Regions from separate parts of the Mus musculus genome. Here region 2 is linked to region 1. The links are chromatin loops, found by intact Hi-C in ENCODE. Cell type or tissue: left cerebral cortex. All regions are shown on one strand. Each heading gives the region's core, and the rest is flanking DNA. Links, peaks and the distances in the headings are about the cores only.

Region 1 (16,807 bases), core at 8,808-16,807:
GTAATTCCAGTTCCAGGGGATTCAGTGCTCTCTTCTGACCTCCAGGGGCATCAGGTATTCGCATGGTGCATATACACACATGACACTCATACACATAAAATAAAGTGATTTAAAAAAAAAAAAAAAACAAAAAAAAAGTGGAGTATGCCTTTAATCCCAGCACTTGGGAGACAGGTGGATCTCTGAGAGTTCGAGGCTAGGTTGTTCTACAAAGAGAGTTCCAGGATAGCCAAAGTTACACAGAGAAACCCTGTGTTGAAAAACCAAAATAAAATAAAATAAAAATAATAAGATAACATAACCATGGTGGTGAGGAGCTGGAGAGACGGCTCAGCAGGAAGAGAGCCTGTTGCTCTTATAGAGGACCTGGGTTCTGTCCCTAACATGGTGACTCAACCATTTGTAAACTCCAGTTCCAGGGCCTCTTACACACCCACAGACCCAGGAGCCTCATCCCCCTCCCTCAGACTTGGGGGTGACACCCAGCTCCTCTCCCTTGGGGTTCAGCCTTACCGTGACAGTAGCCAGCAGCCCCTCTGGGACATTGGCCACAATGATGCCGATGAGGAAGATGACTGCCTCGAGCCAGGTGTAACCCAGAATGAGAGAGAGGATGAAGAAGGACACGCCCAGGAACACGGCCACGCCCGTAATGAGCTGGATGAAATGCTCAATCTCAATGGCGATGGGCGTCTTGCCCACCTCCAAGCCCGAGGCCAGGGTGGCAATGCGGCCCATGACGGTGCGGTCACCTGTGGCTACCACCACACCCCGAGCGGTGCCTGCAGGAACAAAGGGAGGGGCTCAGGTCTGCTGGGCCTCAGAAGGCTGCAGGCACCCCACCTCCTGAGCAGCATCTCTGGTTTTGTGCCCTTGGGGTCCCCTCCCCTTCACCTTCCACGCAGTTGGTGGAAAAGAAGGTGATGTTCCGAGTCTCCAGGGGGTTGTCGTGTGTGCAGTCCGGGGAGCGGGTCTGAGGCTCAGATTCGCCAGTCAGGGAGGAGTTGTCCACCTGAAGATGGAGCAGCGAGTTATGTCCAGCACAAGGCCCAGGATCACAGAGCAAGGAAACAGGGGTGAAGGCAGGGGTGGGACTTGGAGTAAAGTCTATCCTAGGATGTTACAGAAAAAAAGCAGGGGAGCCCTGTTCGTCCTGAGGCATCTGGGAAATTGGAGGCAGGATGTTGAGAGAGAGTAGGCAGGAACAGGACCTTTGGCCCAGGCCAAAAATCCCTCAGAATTTCTGTGGGATGAGCCTAGACCTAGACTACTAGATCTGAAGGAAGACTAGGGCCTGGACCCCTGGGTCTGAGGGAGGAGGCCTGGGCCTAAGCCCCTTGGTCTGAGCAAGGGGGACTGATATCTGGATTCTGGGTCTGAGGGAGGAGGGCAGGGCATGGACTTCTGGGTCTGAGGGAGGAGGGCAGGGCATGGACCCAGGCATGGGTCTGAGGGAGGAGGGCAGAGCCTGGACTTCTGGGTCTGAGGGAGGAGGGCAGGGCATGGACCCAGGCATGGGTCTGAGGGAGGAGAGCAGAGCCTGGACTTGGGTCTGAGGGAGGAGGGCAGGGCCTGGACTTCTGGGTCTGAGGGAGGAGGGCAGGGCCTGGACTTCTGGGTCTGAGGGAGGAGGGCAGGGCATGGACCCAGGCATGGGTCTGAGGGAGGAGGGCAGAGCCTGGACTTCTGGGTCTGAGGGAGGAGGGCAGGGCATGGACCCAGGCATGGGTCTGAGGGAGGAGAGCAGAGCCTGGACTTCTGGGTCTGAGGGAGGAGGGCAGGGCCTGGACTTCTGGGTCTGAGGGAGGAGGGCAGGGCCTGGACTTCTGGGTCTGAGGGAGGAGGGCAGGGCCTGGACTTCTGGGTCTGAGGGAGGAGGGCAGGGCCTGGACTTCTGGGTCTGAGGGAGGAGGGCAGGGCCTGGACTTCTGGGTCTGAGGGAGGAGGGCTGGGGCCTGGAACTGGGGTCTGTCTGTAGGAGACATTCAGGGATTTATTTTCCCTCCTTATTCTTCAGAGAAAAAAATGGAGCTGGAACCTGAGGCATTGCCTCACCTTGCAGCCATGGGCCGAGATGATGCGCAGGTCAGCTGGCACCCGGTCACCACCCTTGATCTCCACCAGGTCCCCGACCACCACCTCCTCCGCATTCACCTGCATCTTTTCACCTTCCCGGATCACAAGGGCTTGCTGCGTGTGAGACACAGAACAGTCCCCTCTCAACCTCCGTCTGCCAGGGAGGGAGTCCCTGGCACAGCCCCCCTTGCCGAGCCCTCTTTACCTGGGGGACCATGTTCTTGAAGGACTCCATGATCTTAGAACTCTTGGCTTCTTGGTAGTAGGAGAAGCAGCCGGTGATGATCACGACTGCGGCCAGCACTATGCCCAGGTACAGCTGTGGGGACACGGCAGGACAGGGCGTTACGGCAGCCCTAACCGCCCCCTGCCTCCATCCCGGGGTCACTGGAGTCTGTGAGGGAGCTTCGTGAACACATCTGTGTCCTTGTTCTCTCTGTGTGTGTCTCTCTGTCTGTCTGTCTGCTTGTGTGCCTGAAGGCCTCGCCTTGCAGTTGTAAGAATGTGTGTTTGAGTGTATTTGTTAGCCTGTCGTTTTGTGTTTATTTGTATTTTAATTAATTAATTTACTTACTTATTTTGAGACAGGGTTTCTCTGGGTAGTCCTGGCTGTTCTGGAACTCACTAAACCAGGAAGACCTGGAACCCACAGAGATCTGTTTGCCTCTGCCTCCCAAGTGCTGGGATGAAAGGAGGCAGGTGCCCCCACCGCCGGGCTCTGGCCTTGAACTTTTGATCCTTCTGGGTTGGAGTCCCTGATGCTGGCCTGACAGGTGTGGGCCATCATGCTGGCTCTGTGGATCCTGATTTTGTCCGGGCTGCCTGAGTGTGTGTGTGTGTGTGTGTGTGTGTGTGTGTGTGTGTGAGTGCGCACATGCGTGTGCATGTGAGCACACACCGTGGCACACTTGTGGAAGTCAGATGACATTTGGTATTGGTCTTCACCATCTACTTTGAGAGAGGGCCTTTTGGGTTTTGTTTGGTTTTTAAAAGATCTATTTAAGCCGGGCGTGGTGGCGCACGCCTTTAATCCCAGCACTTGGGAGGCAGAGGCAGGCGGATTTCTGAGTTCGAGGCCAGCCTGGTCTACAAAGTGAGTTCCAGGACAGCCAAAGCTACACAGAGAAACCCTGTCTCGAAAAACCAAAAAAAAAAAAAAAAAAAAAAAAAAAAAAGGTCTATTTATATACGTATACATATACATATACATATACATATATACGCTTGCACACCATGGTGCCTGCTGCCATAGAGTTCAGGAGGGGGCACTGGACCCAACCCCTGGAACTGTAGTTATGGATGGTGGCAAGTGAGCGAGTGTTGGGAACTGAACCCAGGTCCTCTGCAAGGCAAGTTCTCCTAGTCACTGGGCCACCTCTCCAGCCCTGTGAAGTTTTGGTATTACAGATACATGCCAGTTCCCTGCTTTGTGTGGGCGCTGGGGACTTAAGCAAGCCTCCCCCTGGTTGTACAGCCAGTGCCTTACTGATGAAGTCATTTCCCTAGCCAACATTTTTTGAGACAGCAGTCTGCTATTTAGCCTAGGCTGGACTTGAACTCATGACCTTCCTGTCTCAGTTCCCTGTGTGTGTGTGTGTGGGGGGGGTAACAGCTGCATGCCACCACACGTCCTGTATGAATGCAGAGAACGGAGGCCAGGTTCTCATGAGAGCTTGCGAAATAAATACCCCACCACTGAGCTACACCCCAGCTGACTTAGGAGGCTGCAGGGAGCTGCGGTTTCTTTATTTTTGACCTTGTTTTCTCAGAGGCAATTGTGACAGTTGGATGATGGGAGGTGGGGAGTCTAGGCGGGCTGTGGGTGTGTTCTTCAATGTGTGGGGTTTTACACAGACAGGCCAGGGTGGTGGGGCACACTCACATTGTCACCGGAAGGGTCATCCTCCGTCCCTGCCTGGATGCCATAGGCCAGGAAGCAAAGGATTGCCCCGATCCACAGCAGGATAGAGAAGCCACCAAACAGCTGCCGGCAGAACTTGACCCATTCTGGGGTGGTGGGCGGTGGTGTGAGGGCGTTAGGCCCATCCCGGGCTAGGATCTCCTGGGCTTTACTGTGTGTCAGACCCTAAAGAAGATATGGGGCTCATATAGAAACCTTCCCTGAGAAGCCCTGGCACCCCACATCAAAACAAGCACCCTCGAGTACCCAGAGCCCTCCTCCCTCAGACCCAACTCCCATCAGCCCTGGCTCCGCCCATCCTCACCTGCACGCAGTCAGTATTGTATTTCCGGCAGACCTCTTCTACTGACATCTTGTGCTCTGTCTGAAGAATGGTTTGGGGGAGATTGTGAGACACAGGTTCTTCGGGTGGATGGAACGATTCTGGGATAGCACTAGCAAGGGAGCGGCACTTACCATAGCCACTTCCTTCTTGAGGTCATCCAGGTCCCGGCGCTCTTTGGCCTTGCTCTTCTTGGGCGAGCTCTTGTCATCTTTTTTGTCCTGCGAGGTGGCGACACGGTAGCTGTCAGAACCACCAGACTGCGGGCGAGAAGGGGTTCCAGAGCGACACCGGCCCTGCGTGCCCCGGCTCTCATCTTGGCCTGGCCTCTGTATCTCTAGACTGGGGTTATCTCTATGTCTCTCAGGGTCTCACTGTGTCTGCTTCCATTGAGGTTATCTTTGGGACTCAGGGTTCCTGTCTGTCTCTCATGTTTGTGAATCTCTCCCCTTTGCCATTTTATTTCCAAAAAATCTTTTATTATTTACTTATTTATTTATTTAGTGTGTTTGTGTGGAGGTCAGAGGATAGCCTTTCATTGTGTGCTTGGGAGTCAAATGCAGGTCACCAGGCTAAGAGGAAAACCCCTTTGCTGCTCACTGAGCCTATTCTCTGGCTTATTATTATTATTGTTAATAATAATAATTCTAATAATAATTATTATTGTTGGAATTATTATTAATTCTAACTATTATTGTTGTTATTATTATTAATTCCAATAATAATAGCTATTATTATTATTATTGGAAATGGGCTCTTATTTTTTTAGCCAAAGCTCTTCCAGAAATCACTATAGATCCCAGATGAGAACTCATGACAATCCTCCTGCCTCAACCTCCCAAGTGGTGGGATTATGGTCATGAACTACCATGTCCAGCTTTTGTGTGTGTGTGTGCACATGTACATTTGAGACAAAGTCCTATATAGTCTAAGCTGGCCTTGACCTTCCTATATAGTCAAGGCTAAAACTTGAATTTCTCATCCTCCTGCCTCCACCTCTGCAGGGCTGGGATAACAGGCCTACACTACCATGCACTGTTTACACAGTGCTAGTGACTGACTGACAGAACCCAGAGCTCTGTGTAAGGCAGGCAGGCAGGCAGGCAGGCAGGCAGGTACGCTGCCCACTGAGCTGCCCTCCTAGCATTCTATGTATCCTTTGTCTTCTTCTTGGGCCTCTTGAACTTTCCAGATTTTGTGGCCAACTCTCCTCTTTTGATCTGTATTTCTAACTTGCCAGCTCATCTCTGTCTCTTTCTACCCCTGCCCCCTCGCCTAGCTGTGCCTCATCTAGGCAGCTCTTCTCCTCCCTCTCTCCCCTCCTTTGATGCTGTCTTTGAGTATGAGCCTGCCTCGTCTCTTTTTAGTCCCTGGCTCTTCCCATCCCCGAGCCTCTGGGCTCCTCTCTTTCCCAGAGTCTGCTGGGATTGCAGATCATCTCTGAGGGCCTGTGTTGGCTGTTGATTTGCTCTGTCTGGGTGTTGCAGTTGTCATCTCTTGAGAGTATTTCCTGAGGTCACTGTCTAGTTCTCACCTCTCTTCTCTGGGTTGTCTGTCACTCTAGATCTTTCTCTGTCTGTCTGTCTGTCTCTGCTCCTATCTCATTCTGGAATCTTCCTCTCTCCCTCCCTCTATGTATCTGTCTCACTCTAGAGTCTTCTCTCTTAGAATATTCTGTCTATCTATCTGTCTGTCTATCTGTCTGTCTATCTGACTATCTATCTATCTATCTATCTATCTATCTATCTATCTATCTATCTATCTATCTATCATCTCCAGCAGGTGTCTCACTATGTAGAACAAGCTAGTCTCAAATTCCTGATGTCCTTCTTTCTCCTGCCTCTTAAATGTCTGTCTGTCAGGATGCCCAGCTCTGTGTCTGTGAGTCTGTCTCTCCCTGCTCTACTTATTTCTCTCTTCCTGCCTTTGGTACCTGCTTTTCCAGCACAAGGTCTCCGTGGAGGTCACTGCCTGTCTCCCCAGCTCTTTGTTTGACCTGAGACTGTGGATGTCTCAAAGGACTCAGACGATCTTGGGAGACCACACACACACACACACACACACACACACACACACACACACACAGAGCCAGGCAAATCATGAGAGGAGAGGGCACTCCAAATGACATGGGACAAAGGCTCTCCCATGGGAGGCAGTGTGCCACATGTAAGTAGTCATTCCCAAGAGACTCCATGGACAAGATATGAACCTGACTTCTCTCCTGCAGACAGCTGTGTACTGCAGACAGTCTTGAACGGGCATGGGCATGCTCTGCCCTCGAGGAATAAGTAGGAATTGGGAGGGGGTAGATTTGGGGTATGGAAGAGCAAGAAAAAAAAGCCTTAGGTCTGAACTGAATTCTTATTTGGTGGCCTGGGCAGGTGGGGAGCGTGGTGTCCGAGGCTGGCAGGAGAGGTGGGCTGAGGCAAAGGGATGCTGACAGATCCTGCAGGCCCAGGGCCAAGCTGGGATCGGAGGCTCAGTGCAGCTCAGCGCTAATCTCCTCGTGACCTTGTAGCAACCAGACTTGCCTGCTGTCTGCCCCCAGACCCAGAGCTGCCTTCGGAACCTAGAGAAGGGCTGTAGCCCTGGAAGCCTGGGACCACCAAGGAAGAGTGCACCGGGGAGCTGGGAGCTTGGCTCCAGGCCAGCCCTGCAGCAATACTGCGTCTCAGACAAGGAGGCACGTATGGGCTGCAGGGCGTTGTGTCAGCCCCCGCAGATGAGGCAGACATGTGGAGGGATGTGAAAACAGCCAGTCTTGAGGTCAAGGGGAGAAGTGAGCCGGGTGGCAGGGGAATCAGCTGCCCTGTCCCCAAATCACTGGGAGCTGCAGTGTGGGTCTTTATGAGAAATAGAGGGCTCAACTTCTGGCTCCGACACAGAAGGTCTGGGGCCTGGACTCCTAGGTGTGAGGGAGGATGCTGGGCCTGGCCTCCTGAGTCTGAGGGAATGGGTTGAAGGCCTGAACCCTCATATCTGAGAAGGGAAGACTGGGAGTCCAGTCCCCTGGGAGGACAGTCGCATCCATGTCCCCAGGGACCAAGCCTCAGCTTCTTCTTGCCCTTGCCATGAGCAGATTCCCCTAGGGTGGCTTCCATCTGTTGGCATGAGGAACTGAGGCGTTCCCAGGAAAGACAGGAAGCTCAGATGGGCACACTGCAGGGTGGGAGCACCTCTAGGGGTGGGGGCTCTGTCTGCCTCATTGCAGCCTGCCACTGCAGCTCCTAGCCATTTTCCACGGCGTCCGTCCACCTCCTTGAAACCTGCATGGCTCACGCAGCCTCTGCCCTCCCCACCCCCATCTCGGGGTACCTGCCACTGTCTTTTCTAAAACCTTGACCAAGGCCTACCTTGACCTCCCGGTCTAACCTCTGCCTCTTCTTTCCACTACTCAAGTGTATTTTTTATTTGTTTGTTTGTTTGGTTGGTTGGTTGGTTTCTTTCAGTTTCTCCTTTGGTCTCTCTGTGTCTTTCCACGTCTGTCTCTCTCTTTGTCTCGATGTCTTGTCCCTTTTTTTTTTTTTGGTTTTCAATGTCTCTTTCTGTTTCTGCCTTGTCTGTCTCTCTCACATCTAAATCATTTCCTTCCCTTCCCATCCCCATTTCTCTAAGACCCCCCTTTCCCAAAGCCCTGCGCCCTCTCTTCTCTCCCAACCATCCGTACCCCCCCCACTTCATTCCACTTACCTGAAAGCCATCACTGACTCTCACTTCCCCCTTTCTCTCCTAACCCTCCCCCATCTAGCCCTCCCTCCCATCCCCCCTCACCCACCCAGCCCACAGATCTGCAGTTCCATCCCCCATCTTCATCCGTAGGCCCTTCATCCGCCATCTTTCTCCCCACCGTTCATGTTCCCTTTGGCTCCCCATGCTGACCCCTTTCTCTTTACCCGGGGAGGGGTCCCCCCAATCCATCCACTTCCTTCTCTGACAGCCCTCCCCAAGCCCCACCCCAGACACACAGGGAGGAATCCAGAGCTGCTGCAGGGGTCAAGTGGTCGGTCAAGGAAGGAGGCTGCATCTGCTGGAGAGATGCACAGACAGAGAAGGACACACGGACACGGAGGCAAGGACATAGCAGGCATGCGAGCTCCCCCCACCCCCACCACACGGCTGTGCTTGCACACCCTCAGCCAGGCACTTGTCTGCCAGCCATCTCCTGCTCCTCCCCCTCTTCCCAGCCCTCATGTCTGTACGCGCCCCCCCCCCCCCAGATTAGGGGCTGCGAAACCTCTGCAGCCCCAGGTCTGTCACTGCAGATCACCCTTATCCAGGTCTGCAAGGAGAAAGAGAGGTCATCTTATGTCTAACTCATAACCTGTATCTGTCTCCATTGAACCAGGGGAGGGGATGGGGTCTTGATGACCCCTAAACACTGGCATAGCTCTCAGACACACCCAGACAGGTAGCGGGCTTTGAGATGGGAGGGGGTGCACAGATGGCTGCAGACCCTGTTAGGGCTGCATTAATTAAGCCGGAAGCACGCGCACACACATTCGCCCTCAAGCATTTGCACTCGTGCCGCCACACTCATGCAAGGGGCACACGAGCAACCGCACAAGGTCAAACCGAGATGCTAAGGGCCAGCCCTCCGCCCCCCCGTGGACAAAGCCTCCAACATGCGCCACAGATTCCCCCTTCGACTCAATAGCCCACTTTCCCAGCCACACAAACTAGTCAGGTCAGCCGGCTCCCGGGTCCCCGCAGACTCGGCCCCAGGGCTCAGGAGGGCAGGAGACCCCAACTCCGGCACACAGCCAAAGTCACTGGACACGATGTCACGCACACAGAGTCCAGCCGACCCCTGCACCTACCCCCATCTTGGCGGCTCCGCGGGAAGAGCGGCGTTCAGACTGATGAGCGGTGGCCGCAGGATGGGCTCAGGCGCGGGCTCGGGCTGGGGGCCTCTGCAGCGCCCGCGCCGCGGTGGGAGCGTGCGTCTGTCGGTCCGTGGGTCCCACCGCACAGAGGCTGCGGCGGCCGGGGCCTCCGCCTCCTCATATGCCCGCGCCCGCGGGGGGAGGCGGCTCCGGCCAATCAGGAGCAGTACTGAGCAGACGGACAGCTTGCGGCCCGGCCCCCAGTACTGCAGCTGTACTCCCCCTTCCCCCCCTCACCGCTCCAACCTTGTTTCTGCAAAGTGGCGGCCACTGAGAAGCTGAGCACAGTGCGGGGGGGGGGGGTGATCCCGGACATCCCCAGGGTGGGGACTCAGAGACCCCCCCTCAATATAGGGAGGTATCTTAGGGACCGAGGCTTTGAGGGTGAGGCACCCTGGAATCTGCCTCCTTCTGGGAGTGGGGTAGATACAGGGTGGGAGGAAAGGCCCAGTGAATTGCAGTAATGCAGGGCCCCAGAGTGCCACCATCTTGCAGTATGTAGAAGGGACCCCAGGAGTCTATGTTTGACACTGTTCAGGAAGAAGATAATGCCTGATGGGGAGACATGTGGAGGGGTGTTGCGGAGGTGGGAGGGGGTCCTAATATCCTCTGCACTGTGTCCCCATGACTGAACTACCAAAGATGCATCACCACACACAGCACAAAGGAGACACAAAGCCACAAGAACATACCAGGGGGCCTGGAAATGCCCCCACCATGCAGGTACCACCATCACCTCCACGTGTACCACCAAAGGCTCTCAACCACATCCCAGTCACACCACACACACACCACCACCACCACCACCACCACCATGATCTTTCAACCAGAGGCTCAAAAACCAGCCAAAGGAGAATCTATAAAGAGCTCACACCCATCACACCACAAGAGAAACCCAGTCACGATGCGGAAGTGCTGTGGAGAGCCCACGCCCTCAGAACACCACCTCACAGACTCCCATCACACACTGCACCACAGCTGACCTTGCACCATCTCACACAGAGAGCCAAGAGATTGCTTCACTTAGCACCATTGCGCAAGCATAAGACCCACATTTCCTCCAGACACTCACAGAGGCCTCTGTGGCCACTGGCGCACAAACATACAATACCATCAAACACACTTGCACATACCCCGGTGTGTTTGGGGCATGAGAAAAGGCTTGCTGTACAAACAGGCCAGATAACTGCTGTGAATGACAGGCAAAAAAGTGCACACACTCACACATAACAGAGTCATTCAGAACTCAGCCACGAGAGACCATCTCACACATCCTACATTACTGCGCTGTCATGATGCAGGAGTTTGTTGCACCTTCAAACATATCCCAATGCTCCTACCCACACACCACACCCACATCCCCGTGTGTATAAAAGGATGCGCTTGTGTCCCGCCTCCTGCTTGTCCATGCTCTCAGGCCTGCCTCTCACACACAGCACCCATTATCCTCCTCATCCGAGCCTGAGGAGTCAGTCTCCCATGCCCACCTTGACAACATTTTGCTCATGGGAACATTTTAGACTCTCTCTGGGGATGCTGGTAGAAGACAGGGGTGGGGAACGAGAACTCTGGCCAGGAGCAGGGAGTGAGTTGACTATGCAGGGTTTGGTGCATGCTAAGATTAAGGATCTGATGGCCATGGTGGAACATGCCTTTAATCCCAGCACTCAGAAAAGCAGTCTTTATGGCAGATCTTTATGAGTTCAAGGCCAGCCAGGTCTTCACAGAAAGCACCAAGACAACCAGGAAATACATGGTGAGACCTTGCTCAAAAAGGGGTTTGAGGAGTAAGATGATCCTGACCTCAAGGGGACATGGGAAAGGAGGGACACAGAGACACAGAGTGATGGCCTTGGGCAGGAATAGAGATAGTACCACATTAGAAGGAGGAAGGGGGCTTCCCCCAGCACCTAGAGCTTCATCACAACCCTGTTCTCTGGCCCATTCCCATCCCTCCTGCGGTCCCCTGTTGCCATGGTAACAGGGAGGCTGACTCTGCAGCAAAGGAGGTTGGGCCTGCAGATCCGGCTTGTTGCCATGGAGACAAGGGAAGGAGAAGGAGCCCCACCTTTCAGCACAGGTGCAGGTGTCTGAGGGGGGGGGGGTCTCAGACACCCCTTCCTCAAGTCTGTTCCTTACCCATGGGATGGAGGGATTTTTACCAACATTTATTCATTTATCCTTTCCTTCTCTCAAGATGTAATAAGCCTGGAGGTCTGTGCCTGGTCCACAGAGGACAGGTTAGAGATGCAGGGAAGGGCTGGGGCGGGTGGAGGCAGGAGGGTCGTAGATCTCAGGAGATGCATGCTCCTCCTGCCTTCTAACTGGGCTGGAGGTCCCACCCCAGACACAGGCTCAGGCTCCTTCATGTAATTCTTCCTTAGACACAAGGCTGACTAAACTGATGACTGGTGCATAACGCTCCCAATGCGAGACTCTGCAGAAGGGGGGTGGGGAGACTTTGGAAGGTCACAGGGATGGAGGAGGGCGGAAGAGCTCAGTGAGAGGAAGAAGGGGGAGAGAGAGAGGAGATACGGACAGGAACCACCTAGATAGAGAATTACAGAGGCATGACAGAGGATTTGCCAAGGCAGAGATGAACGAACAGCCAGGGAGACTGTGGCAGGCATGTTCAGTGAGGGTGACAGAGACACAGGGCACCTTAGATTGCTGGGCAGAGGATAGGTTTGCCAAATGTAGAGAGAAAAAGAGGATAAATTCGGTGGGTTCAAAAATAGAGAAGAGCACAAAGAGAGGGGGGTGCAAACAGAAAAATCCGCAATGACAGCCACTTCAACTGCATCCAGCCCCAGGACAGGGTGATTAATCAGTCTCTTAGAGATACAGAGACAGCAAAGCCGCTGGATCTGGCCTCGGATGACACACACACCAAAAGTCTGAGATACAGAAGCGGCCAAGTGGAGACTGAGGACACCGCACGAAGCAGACTGACACGGGAGGGCGGGGAAAGAGGGGGACCTTGGGGCGTGTCCTTCTGCAGGGGGACCACGGAAGGCTATGAGCCTGGTATGGGAGGCGGGGTGCTGAACGGACAGCTCCCGAGTCCTTGTAAAGGTTGAAGGGCGGGCTCCGCCAGCTGCCGGTTCTTAATCTGGTCTTCTTCATCCTTCGGGTCCCCTCGGGTCTTCCTTTAGCTTTCTATGTCTTTCTGTCTGTCACCTTAACCCCCTGTGCCCTTTCCCTTCCCTGTTTCATTTGAGTCGCGCTCCCAGGAATGTGTCCCCTTCTGCAATCTCTTCGCCTCTCAGAGTCTCTCTCTCTCTCTGCCCACCCTCTTCTCGCCTCTCTTTCCAGCCCTCACCTATTTTGCCCGCATCAAGATCTTTTCCCTCTTCTCTACCCGTCTGCTTCTTCCCCGCCCCCGCTGCATCTCTCTCCCGTTTCTGCTCGGCCTCGTTCTGGTTCCCGCTGTGTGACCTTCAGTCGTCCTTTCTCCAGAGAAACCTCCAGAGTGGTGAGGAAGGCGGGGACAGAAGGCAGACCCACCCTTCTCTCTGCTCAACCATCCCTCAGTCCCCTTCCCCCTCTCCCCCTTCCTCACGTCCTCTCTTGAGGGCTGGAGAGAGATATGACTTCAAGGGCTAGTCATTCTTGAAGGTGGCTTCACAGGGGTCACACACGCGACTCCCAAGCTCTCAATTCACTATAGCCCAGTCCCACATTCCCACTATAGGGGCCACCTCCGGCTTTAACAGGAACAATTTCCAGGCTCTCCCATCCCCCCAGCCCCATCTGGTTTCGTTCTTTCGAGTCTTCCCTCCCAATTACTCCGCCTTCTCAGATCCTGCATCTCTCCATCTGTCTCAGGGTCTCTGTCGCAGCCTCCTTCTGTCCTGAGAAGGTCAATGGAGAGGGGGCGGCTGCTGGGACCTGAGCTGACCTGCATGCAGCGGGCATTGTGCAAGGTGGCGAGTGTGCAAATCTCTTGCTGTTTTCGGTAAACTCCCAGGGTCTAAAAACGTCCATTGACCTCCCTCCCCCAGAAAATAAAACCCAGGTATTCCCAGTTTTGGGGTTTTGTTCTTTTTTTTATTCCAACAGGACTGGGATGTGGCAGGGGGAGGTATAGGGGCCCAAGAGACCCTCTCCCTGGGGGCGTCTCATAGAAATTTCTGAGGTTTCTCCCCCCAAAAAAGAGAGAAAGAGAAGAGAGGGGCACCAGGGGACACCCACATGTCCAGAGGCCCTCCCCACCTCCAGAAGTGTGGAGAGCCGTGTCAAGTCTTGGGGCATCTGGGCAGTCCCAGGTTGGGGTCCTCCCCGCGGACCGCTTTCCAACTCCGGGAGCAGCCCCCACAGTCCGTGGCCCTTAGAGTCCTCGGTCTCTGCGCTCCTCCCGTCCACGGTGCGGGATAGAATGCGGGCGTCCGCGACACCCTTGCTCAAGTCCACTAGGAGGCGCAGGCCTGCTCCGGAGCCGGGCTCGGACTTCACCAGGAATTGAAGGCAAAATCGCGGCGTCCTGTCCGTCTGGGGCGCATCGCGTCCCTGCAGTCAGTCGGGGCGCACGCCCGGCCCCGTCCACGGTCATTCGTGCTCGGTCAGCTCGCGGGGTCCGGTGGGGCCTGGCCGCGGCCGAGGCGGGCTGGTGGCTTCGGCTGGGGTGCCCAGGCCACGTGGGGGCGCCCCGGCCCCCGAAGCTCGCAGCGCCTGGATGCGCCTGCACTCCTGGCAGACGCGCACGTGCGTGCAGGGCGTGGGAGCCTGGGGCCGGGGTCCCCCAGGAGGTCCGGGGTCGTCCAGGAGGCGCTGCGGACCCCCGTGCGCGCCCGCGTCCCCGCCCGCGCCGGCCGAGTAGAGCTTGCCGTTGCTGAGTCGCATCTCGCGGACTGCGCGCAGCGACAGCAGGGCCCGGCTCGGGCCACCAGGGCGCCGGCGCCGGCGGGAACGCGAGGTCTTTCGGCAAGACACGGCGTGGCGTAGCTCCTGCAGCATCTCCTGGCACACCGACACCTGGGGGCGGCGGGACAGTCACTTCGAGGCCCGCCGCGTCCTCCCTTTCCGCCCCCACCTCTTTTCTGCACCTTCTGCACCTCTCCCCTCCCAATTCTGTTCCTTCCGCCAAGGCTTTCGCTTCCTGTACCGCACCCCCACCATCCCCTGTATCCCTCTCTCTGCCCCATCTTTCCTTGGGTTTGTCCCTGACTCTGCCTTTTACTTTCTGACTCTTGTCTTTCCAAACAAGATGCTCTGACTGCCATGACCACGCCACACACCATTTCTGCCCCACACTACTACAGGCATATTTATTGAGTGCCAGGCACCCGTGTTATAGGAAAGAATAAAACAGAACTCTTAGGACTTGGGATATCGGTCAGCGGTAGAGGGCTTGCCCAAAACGTCTAAGGTTCTGGGTTCCAAACCCAGGAATCTGGGAAAAACAAAAGCCAAAACCAACCAACCAAACAAACAAACAAAAATACCCCCCCCAGCCCTCCTTAAGTATGCATAGACAGAAAAGAACAAATAAAAACATAGACGCTCTGTCAGATAAGTGCTTCAGAGAGAAATAACACAGGTAGAGTGTGGGTGGGCAGGATACTGTCTCTGAGGCAGGGCAGATGAGGAAGCCCTAAGTGAGATCTTTATGTAAAGGGTGTGCCCCATGAAAAAGGACCTGGGCATTCTCCAATGCAAAGGTACTGAGTGAGGCGAGGCCTGCCTTGGGAGGAGTGAGGGGAGGAGATGAGGCCAGAGGGTGGAGACCAGCTGGGTCAGGCCACTAGACCATTACAAGGCTTTTGATGTACTCCAGGGTCCAACAGGAGCCACTGGAGAGCTCAAGTAGAGGGCTGCTGGCTCTGTCAGATCGCTTGATCTGTGCTGAGGACTGACTGGAGGGAGACAAGGTGAGTAGGAAGCCCTGTGAGGGGGCTGTGGATATTATCGTCCCTACTTCGGCAGGCTGGAGCAGGGGGATGTGAGCCAACTCCACTCCGGGCTCTGCCTGGGGGTGGGGGTGGGGGCTGAGTGCAAGCTCTGACATTTGGCATTACATTACTGCACTCTCACGCACCCCAGGGGACATCAGAGAAGGCGCTGCATTTACAAACTTTGGAGCTGGGTGTGGTGACACCTACCTGAAATCCCAGCGCTTTAGAAGCTGAGACAGGAGGATCACTATAAGTTTCAGGTCAACATGAGCTACACAGTGAGTTCCAGCAGGGGCTACATAGCAAGACCTTGTCTCAGAAATCCAAACTGGGGTCAGGAAGATGGCTGAGCCATGGAGTCTGATGGACCCACATGGCAGAGGGAGAGAACTGAATCCCAAAAGTTGGCTTCTATTGCCACACTCAGATCCAAACTCTGGGTTATGATGTACAGATGCACATCCGAAATCACAGATAAATAAACAAAACTAAAACAAAAACCAAACCAACAATAATTGTTGGAGTGGGGGAAAATGCACATTTGGGCGATACGGTATCTAGTCTCTAAGTCTTTCCCCTCTCTGACATTCCATCAGGGTTGCTCTGAGTGACAGGATGTGGCCAGAATGGCCTATTTCCTGCCTGTCTTGCTCCTGCTTGGATCATTTGCTGGCGGACATGAGATGCAGAGGGCACTTAGGCAGCCCCGAGGAGAGGCCCTCCTTCGAGGAACTGAGCGGCCTGCTGCCAGCCGCCACTAAGTGTGTGCATTATGCTTTTGATTCTTGACTCGGGGTGTTTGATGTCCCAGGCTCTTACAGGGGGGTGGAAGGCTGTACCTCTGAGAACCAGCCAAGTTTTAGAGACCAAACATACAAACCAAATAGTAGTGAATCTAGAGAGGCCTGGGGTTGCTGACCTTTGACCCTAGCTTCTTCGAAGGCTGAGGCAGGAGGATTCAAGGTCAAAGCCATCCTGGGCTGAGGGGTGAACTCAAGGCCAGACAGGAGACTTAGTAAGACCCTGTCTTAGAAAGTAAAATGCAAGGGTGAAGATGAACCTAAGCAGCTCAGTGGCGGGGTAGACATAGGGCTTCGTGGTAGATGTTTGCCTGGCACATGTGAGGCCCTGGCCTCTAGCCTCAGTATCACACATACTAAGCAAGCAAACCAACAAACAGTCCCCATATTCCAAACCTACAAACATGATTCAAAACAGCCAGTCCCTCCTCTGTCCTTTCTCTTATCCTAGATTCCCCGTTCCCTTCTCTGTTGTATTTATATATCTGCCCTGCCTTTCCCAGGGAAACCATAGTGAAATCTGGCCCAGGCACTTCCTCCCCTGCTTCCCTCTTTGGACATATACCACTCCTCTTGGAGACCATAGGGAATAAAACGGCCCCTGGATGATGGTCTTACATGGCTATGATATGGGCTGAGTGGGGTGCTCACAGTGCTACCACTTGAGAGGCTGAGGCCAACTGTGGCAATCCTCCTTCCTCGGCTTCCCAATGCCAGGATTATGAAGCCCTTGGGCTTTGTCTGTCTGCCTGCCTCTGCCTCCCGAGTGCACCCCCACACCAGCCGTTCATTTCAGCATCCTGCTCTCAGCCTCTGGGGTCCTCCACACCCCTCCTTCCTTGAATTCTCCTCACTCCCCTGGCTCTCCTTCCCGCCTCTGTCCTTCCCATGCCCTAGACTCTTTGTTGGAG
Region 2 (8,000 bases), core at 1-8,000, 55 kb after region 1:
AGGTGCTGGTTCTGCAGGAGATGCGTAGGAGATGGGGCAGTGGTGGGGGAGCACAAACGGCCGGAGGCCATGCCTGCCCTGGGTTGATGATGGAGAAGCTTGAGATATTGAGAGGAAGTCTGGGTCAGACTCATCATGGGGCCTCACTATGAGGTCTTGGGTATGATCAGAATGAGATTCGCAAGCCGTCCCCAGAGTCAGTGCACAGTGTGTCTCACGTGCCAGTGGGTATCTGTATGCTCACCGCAGGGCCAGGATAGGTGCTGGCTTCACAGTTCTCCCTCCAGGACATGTTGAGGCTGCGCACAAACTCTGGGTAGAAGGGGTGGGAGGTGTTGAACATGGAAAAGCCCAGGATGTTGGAGGAGTCCTCCACGATACCATCCAGATGCAGGATGGGAAAGTCCTGGGACCAAGAAGAAGAGTGGTAAGGCCTGAAGCAGGAATGAAGTAGGGAAGTGAGGTAGGTGGGAGTTGGGGAGGGGTATAGGTCAGAGTACGTACCATGGTGGTGAGGATGTACTTGTAAAACGCTGAGGTCATTCCCAGCTCCGAAGCCTGGAGAACACAGGAGAGGCCGAGAGGCAGAGAACGGGGGAACCCAAGAGGGGAAGAGAGATTTAGAGACAGGCCTGGTGAGGAGACACCCAGTAGAAAACACAGTAAGAGACACCCAGACAAAATGAGCAAGCAGGAGACACAAGTGAGGGTAGAAGGGACTTGGGTCCCTTGCATTCCACCATGCTGACTGGTGCCAGGCAGAGCAGAGAGCGGGGCCCTCGAATGTCTACTGTTTCCAGTGAAGGCACTCAAAACTTCCTACCGGGGACAAATGGAAGCCTGGGACATGGGGCAGGTAGGGACAGAAACCTTAGCCTAAGACATCCAATGTCATGGGCACTGCCAGTGTTTAGGGCTCAGCTTGGTTGATCATCCATCAGAAAAGAACCCGGGTGCTGGGCCTGGGGGCATGGACCTGTAATCCCAGCTATTCAAATGGCTTAAACCTGTCTGGGCTACAGAGTGAGCTTAAGGCCAGACTGGCAACTTTGGAAGATCTTGGCTCAAATGAGGTGGAATGGCTAAGGATCCAGCTCAGTGGCAGAGCCCTCAACTAACAGATACAAGGCCACAGATTCGATCCCCAAAAATACCAAAAGAAAAAGAGAAGGAGGGAGGGGCAGGGAGTGAAGGCAAGGAGAGAGGAGGATAGGAAAGGAAGGGAGAGGAGGAAAGAAGGAAGGAGGGGGGGGAGGGAGGAAGGGAGGGAGGGAGAGGAGAAAATGAAATTCTGCAGTTGAGGCAATCAATTAGAATTTCAGGTCCCTTCTTTAAGCTCTCTCCATCTTATGATTCTCCAGGAGGACAGGCTGCATGAGGCTCCTCACATAAGAACTTCCCATCCTGACCGCACAGGAGAATTCTAACATTTCAGGGCTCCAGCTTGTACTTCTAGTGGGGTAGAAGCTGGGCTTGCGCACATGGGTATCAGGGATGGGCAAGACAGAAGAGAGGAGACCTCAATGCACACAGTACCCTGGGAGAGGCTTCGGTCTCTGCCCAGGAGGTCTGTCAACCCAGAGAGTCTTCCCTAAGCCCTCTATATCCTCAAGAGCCTGATCAACACTTCTTCCAGCAGCCTACAATCAGCAGTGACATATGGTTTTAATTAAGAGAAAAATAAATGAAAAACAAATGGAGAAAAATAATACAAATTTGATTATAAAGAAAAATTAAGCCCAGGGAAGGGAATGAATGATTAATGAGTGTGGCTCACTGATGGATGGCATGTGTTAAGCCCAGGGGGAAAGGTCCTGGTGCTCTGGGCCCTTGCCTCTAGAAGCCCAGCTTCCATGTCTATATGATGTTCAACATATCTGCCCTGAGTGGTGGGGGAGAGTCCCAGTTAAGGATATACACAGAAGCCGGGCGTGGTGGCGCATGCCTTTAATCCCAGCACTTGGGAGGCAGAGGCAGGCGGATCTCTGAGTCCGAGGCCAGCCTGGTCTACAGAGTGAGTTCCAGGACAGCCAGGGCTACACAGAGAAACCCTGTCTCAGGGAAAAAAAAAAAAAAGATATACATAGAGCTCCAAGGAAAACCCTAAAAGTTCTCAAGTTCAAGATCAGCCTGAACTACCGGAAGAAAGATCTCACCTCAAAAACAACAGTGGCTAGAGGGATGGCTCTGCAGTTAAGAAAGTGTACCGTAGCTGCAGAAGACCCAAGTTTGATTCCTGGCACCCACTTGGCTCATAACTGCCTGTAACACCAATCCCAGGGGACTCCCACACCTCTGTCTTCCAAAGGGACCAGCACTTATGTGCACATACCCCTCCCCCACCTATACATAATTAAAATAATAAATCTTTTTAAAAGGAAACAAACCCTTAGCAACAACAGAGTCCTATAGGCTGATGACTAAGATGTCTACTCTGGGCCAACATGACTAAGGACTTGCCCTGCTTAGGCTTACCACCCTCACAAGCCAAAGAGGTAAGACCAACTGATGGCTGCGTTTCACAGACAAAATAAGGGACTGTCCCAGGTCATGTGACCAGGGAGCTGCAAAACAGACCCTACAAAGCCCACTTCCCACCACTGAGGTTATCTGTACCCCCAGTTCTATGGAAAATAAGAGGAGGAGACCCACCTTACGGAGGACAAGGTGGGAGATGGACGCATTGGCATCAATGATGATGGTGGACACTTTGTCATCTCGGATCTCCTTGAGTAGCGGCGTGGGGTCCCGGCTGTCATCAAGCATCCTCACGGACAGTGTCTCCTTGGAGATGAGGAAGCCTCGCACCAGTTCTTCTAGCCGCAGCAGGCCTGAAGGAGGGTTGGGCCCTGTGTTAGAACCCTTCCTTCTGCCTCCCTAGACACAGCCCACAGATGTTCCTTCCTCTTCCAGCAATGGCAGCTGGGCCTAAGACTGGAGGGCATGCTCAGAAGGTGACGTGGCTGTCTCTGGAACAGCTGGGGCTCTTGGACACTGGGCTTGGGGACTTAATTCTTTGAGGGATTCCCAAGTGAAACCCCCTGTAAAAAATCTTCCCAGATTTCCAGGTATCTGACCTACCTCTTCCTGACCACTCAATGGAATGTCTGACACAGCAGGTAACTGTCTCCTTCCACCTGTCTTCATCCTTCAGGTGACAACCCATCGCCATGTGCCTGTTCTCTGGCCAGAACATTGATGGCAGCCTCTTTCTTTCCCTCACTTACCCAGACTCTATCTTCAAAACACATCACAGCCTGTCAGACCACACCACACGGTCTGTTGCCGCCCTGGCATAAGCCACCGCTATCTCTCTCCTCCTGCATTGGCCACACTTGCTTGAGTCTGCTCCCCACGCAGTAGCCAGAGTGATGCAAACAGATGTGGCTCTGATCTGTGCCAAGCTTCTCATCCCCTCTGTCATTTAATGCTTGCACTTGGTCCAGCCACATGGGTCTCCTTGTCCCACAGTCAGCCTTCCGTCCTGTGGCCTTAGCCTGGCTGTCCCTCTACCTGGAACCCCATTTCTCCAGGTTCCTGCTGATCCTTGATCTTTCTTTCCTTAGATGACAACGTCTCTGAGAGGCCCACAGCCACCACTTTCCCTACCGCTACTCCAAACTTAGGACCTTCCTCCTTCTCCAGAGAACTGACCTTACCAACCAGACATAGGTTTTGCCTGACTTCTGTCATTGGCAAGGTCTGACAAGGACAACCATTTGTGCCTACCTCTCTCGTGCCTGTCCTACCACGAGAGTCTGACACACAGCAGCTGCTCAGCGAGAACCTCCAGAAAGAGAACTTCCTTCTAGGAGCTCCAAGGCTCGGTACCCTCCCCCAACTCCACACTCACAACCCGCCCCCAGGCCACCACACTTGAACATCACAGCCAATGTGCTCACTTGAACAGACTGCTCTCCTCCTCTCTCCTGAGTTCTGGTATCACCCACGACCTGCACACCCTGCCCTGCCCCATCCAACTCTCCTCAAGGAGGCTTGGCTCGACAACCAACTGCCACCATCTCACCTAACCCACTTCTCCTTCTGCATCCTTCTGGTCTCTCTGATACACGTATGTTGCTATGTCTGTCACTTCTCTATAAACAGATCTGACCATGTCTCCTCATTCTGTGCTGTTGCTTTGAAATCTCCAAGGATTCTCTGACCTCTCACTTCACTGTTCCACACTCTGGCCTGGGGACCTCCTGGGGGCTGTATTCTGGGGCTCTCCACCTCTGTCCCACCAAGGCCCCTGATCAGAACATGCTCTCCAATGCTTCAAGTTCAGCTTAGAGGTAGCATTCCTAGGATATGGGCTCTGAGCCTGCCAGATGGCTCAGAACCCCTTCCATAGGCCCCGTACATCTCCTGGCAGCTCTGTGTCTGCGCCCTGGGACTCTGAGCTCCTGGAACACTCTGTGGCCTGAGACCTTCCCTAGACCAAGAGCTGCATGCAGAGGGCAGTTATAAGCAAAATGACATAGTACACATGAACATGTCAAATAAAATCTAACATTTTGTACACTAATTCAAAATTAATAATACCTGAGACCTTCCCTAGACCAAGAGCTGCATGCAGAGGGCAGTTATAAGCAAAATGACATAGTACACATGAACATGTCAAATAAAATCTAACATTTTGTACACTAATTCAAAATTAATAATACATGTTTAAAAGTTACATGCCAGCACTGCCCCTGCTATCCTGAAAGATCCTCATGAGAGCCGGGCAAAAGGGGTTCACTGTCACGTGGGTCTCTCAGGGGCAAGGGGGTACTGGGGTCTATGGAACCAATGTCCCAGTTCCTGAAGGGGAAAGATAGAGGGAACCCCGTGGAACACCAGGGCTCTTAGGAAGGAATGCCTAAAGAGAATGGGAACAGAAGACCCAGTTCTTGCTCACACTCAGCCTTGGCGCAGATGAGGCTAGCTGAGGGGTAGTTAAAGGACTTGAGGATTCGGGAGACTGCCAGGCTGACATCTTCATTACTGGGGTACAGGCTGACAGATGCGAAGCGAAGGTACTGAAGGCGGGGCGTCTCCTCAGGACCCACCTTGATGTGGGGAATCTGGACAGAAAGGGAGATGTTGTTTGCCAGGGATTCAAATCTCACCCCCAAACCCTCTCCCACCATGCCCAATCTCACCTCCTTCTCCCCACAGATATGGCTCACGGTGGAGGCAGAAGCTGGGCTGGAGGAGGGTCCCAAGACAGATACAACCCCCTTGGGCAGGATCTGACACACTGTGAAGAGCAGAGAAGAAACCAGAGTCAGGGACCCTCTGCTTCTGCTCCTGCCCCACCCTCAGGAAACTGACCTGGTCCAAGAGAGGATCCAGAGGGTGAGAGCTGTGGGTTCCCCTCCACCAGCCTGGACCCCAGAAGACCAGTCCCTGGCCTGCTCATACAGAGGGAGCCATGGGGGGAAAAGCCACGGAGAGACAGGCCAAGCCAAGAGAACATGGGAAAGCATGTGGACACCATGGTGTGTGTATGTGTGTGTGCATACACTGAGGCAAGGTATACAGCCCAGAGTGTCCTGGATCTTAGATGTAAACAAGACTTAGCCTTGAACTCATATCATACCCTTCCTGCCTGGGCCTCCAAGTTCTGGGACTACAGGCCTGAACCACTGTGCTCAGCTCTGTGAGCTTCCTTTTGAACTGCAAACCAAGAACTGTCTTCTTCTCCCTCCCAACTTCTTCAGTCACTCTACTACCCATTATGCCCTCCCTGTGAAACCGGCACTTGAAGCTGAATATGAGCGGTGAATGAGGTGGGTGATGTGTGCCTTAAGCTGGCCATCCCCAAGTAGGGCAAGGTTACAGAGGACGTAGAGGAGATGGACAGGAAAAGAGTCCGGAGACAAATAAGAGGCGGGAGAGAGATGAAAAGCAAGGACCATTTTCAGGTATCTGGTCCTGTGCAGTAGGACCCACAACACGGAGGGCACAGAAGGAAGGAGTCTGATGGAGACATGACATCCCATTTAGCTGCTATGAGTGAGCCATGACAGGATCTCAGGATAGCCTGAGAACAGCCTGACTGGGTTGTTTGGAAAGCTTGCCTAGAATGTGTGAGGCCATGGTGGGGTTAATGGAGGGAAGGAGAGTGACACAGAGAACGGATAATAGAAATCAGACCACGCCACTGAGAGGACTATGGACTAATCAGTGGCTACGGAATTCACGATTTCCTAGGATTATTTCACGAATGGCTAGGTCCAGTTACTTTACAGACATGTCAGGAATCTCCCTTTGACTGTGGGTCCCCGCTTTCCTCAGACTTGGCTTCATTTTCAGGATCCCCTCAAACACACACGGACTCCAGCTGGTCAAGATGGCCTCACCTCACACCCTGTTCCTTGGCTCAACTCTAAGTGCACACCTGTTCTACCCTCTGCCTCTTCAAGCCTCCATCCAGCTCAGCTTCTTCTAGACTGTGTCTGTGATGTACCAGTCAAAAAGCCTGAAACACAGTCCACCCCATTCTCCCCGTTGGCGATTTGAAACCCACATGCTCTAACAAAGCTCTTGATAAGACTCTTGAGAAAGCAAATTGTTTACACATTTGTTTATGTATTGTGCTTAGAGTCAAACCTATGTATTATGAACACTCAGTGGAGCACATCTCGGTCCTAACCAGTCTGCTGTTTTGAGTTTGAGTTTGGGTTTGGTTTATTTTTTTCAGGCAGGATCTTACTCGATAGCTCAGGCTAGCCTAAAACTCACTGTGTAGCCAAGATTGGCTTAAAATTCAGGCAAACTCTCCTGCCTCAGCCTTCCAAGTGCTGAGATACAGGTGGAGCCACCATGCCCAGTATAGAAACATGTCTTATCGTTTTTTTTTTTTTTTTCTTTTGTTTTTCGAGGCAGGGTCTTTCTCTGTGTAGACCAGGCTGGCCTCTAACTCCCAGAAATCCACCTACCTCTGCCTCCCGAGTGCTGGGATTAAAGGTGTGTGCCAAGACTGCCTTACTAAAATGTGTTTTAATGCAGAAGGTTGCAAAGAACTATGATCCCAGCACAGCTAGGCGAGTGTGCTGCTTAGTTTTTGTCAACCTGACATAAACTACAGTCATGGGGAAGCGGGAACCACGACAGAGCAGCTTCCTCCATCAGACTGGCCTACAGGCAAGTCTATGAGGGTAACTGATTAATGACTGAAGTGGGAGGGCTCAGCTGTGGGGGGGTGTTGCCCCTGGGCAGGTGGATGTGGGGGTATGTAGGAAAGCAAGCCAAGAGGAGTCAGCCAGTAAGCAGCGCTCCTCCATGGCCTCTGCTCCAGTTCCTGCCTCCACAGTTTCCTGCTTTGAGTTCTTGTCCTGGCTTGCCTCCATACTGGCCTATTTAACCTGCAATCTAAAATGAACCCTTTCCTCCACAAGTTGATTTTGGACAGTGTTTTATTACGGCCACAAAAAGCGAAGTAGGATAGCAGGCACTGCCATTTACGAGTCCGTGAGCATCGACAGACACTTCTGCAGCCCGACCTACCACAGGGCAAGCCTGCTCTGCAGGGTGATCTGGGACTGTACGTACTCCACCTCCTGCTCACCTGCAGCAGGCCCCAGACTAGACTGTTCCAGAACACCTTTCCTGACCCACCAGGGAGTTTTAAAGCCCCATGCCTCAGTGCCTGGGCCTGTCACCCCAGCTGCAGCCACTTTGTGAGACAGAGCCAGCCAGGCAAGGAAGGAGCAGGTGCAGGGGATGGGAACAAGGCTGAGCTGAGGAGGCCCCACCTGCCCTGCCTCACCCCACGCCCCTGAGGCCCCGCTCACTGGTGTCCGTGGTCTCGTACTGGCTGTCCCGCTGCAGCTCAAAGATGTCTACTTCCACTCTGGCCTTGGCTGGGACCTCGATGATCCCATTGATCTGCTCTCGGGCCAGGGCCAGGGCCAGACGCTCACCACGGCCACACACGGTCTGGTCGTCCAGGATTGCAGCTGAGAGGAGACAGGAGTTGGGAGGGGCCAGGTTCCTGGGCCTGAGAAAGG

The links. Hi-C counts contacts between places; a loop is a spot of excess contacts. Peaks named below come from ENCODE experiments on the same cell type or tissue, not always from the same donor. Only the 100,000 strongest peaks of a DNase experiment are listed, where the experiment ranks them.
Region 2: it touches region 1 in a loop (4-fold over the local background); 4 of 42 quality-filtered maps call a loop at or near these places.

The regions. Positions count from the first base shown.
Region 1 is chr7:24,996,619-25,013,425 of GRCm38, forward strand. It overlaps Atp1a3 (ATPase, Na+/K+ transporting, alpha 3 polypeptide), which reads right to left and starts at 9,319. Exons shown (of 23, transcript NM_001290469.1): 1 at 9,137-9,319; 2 at 4,454-4,540; 3 at 4,302-4,361; 4 at 3,959-4,162; 5 at 2,282-2,395; 6 at 2,056-2,190; 7 at 895-1,012; 8 at 514-782. The coding sequence starts at 9,142. Grik5 (glutamate receptor, ionotropic, kainate 5 (gamma 2)) reads right to left here. Exons shown (of 20, transcript NM_008168.2): 20 at 13,231-14,176. The coding sequence ends at 13,751. In left cerebral cortex, for the core only: CTCF peaks have their summits at 13,614 (motif pointing right) and 13,823 (motif pointing right); DNase peaks (open chromatin) are centred at 8,860, 9,372, 9,683, 10,204 and 10 more places; H3K4me3 peaks cover 3,975 bases; H3K27ac peaks cover 6,467 bases.
Region 2 is chr7:25,060,226-25,068,225 of GRCm38, forward strand. Grik5 (glutamate receptor, ionotropic, kainate 5 (gamma 2)) reads right to left here. Exons shown (of 20, transcript NM_008168.2): 3 at 7,785-7,949; 4 at 5,148-5,245; 5 at 4,904-5,069; 6 at 2,653-2,831; 7 at 505-558; 8 at 245-406. Among named protein-coding and RNA genes, the nearest start is that of Grik5, 8.1 kb to the right of the region's middle. In left cerebral cortex, for the core only: no CTCF peak of the experiment used is centred there; DNase peaks (open chromatin) are centred at 3,359 and 3,878; H3K27ac peaks cover 1,421 bases.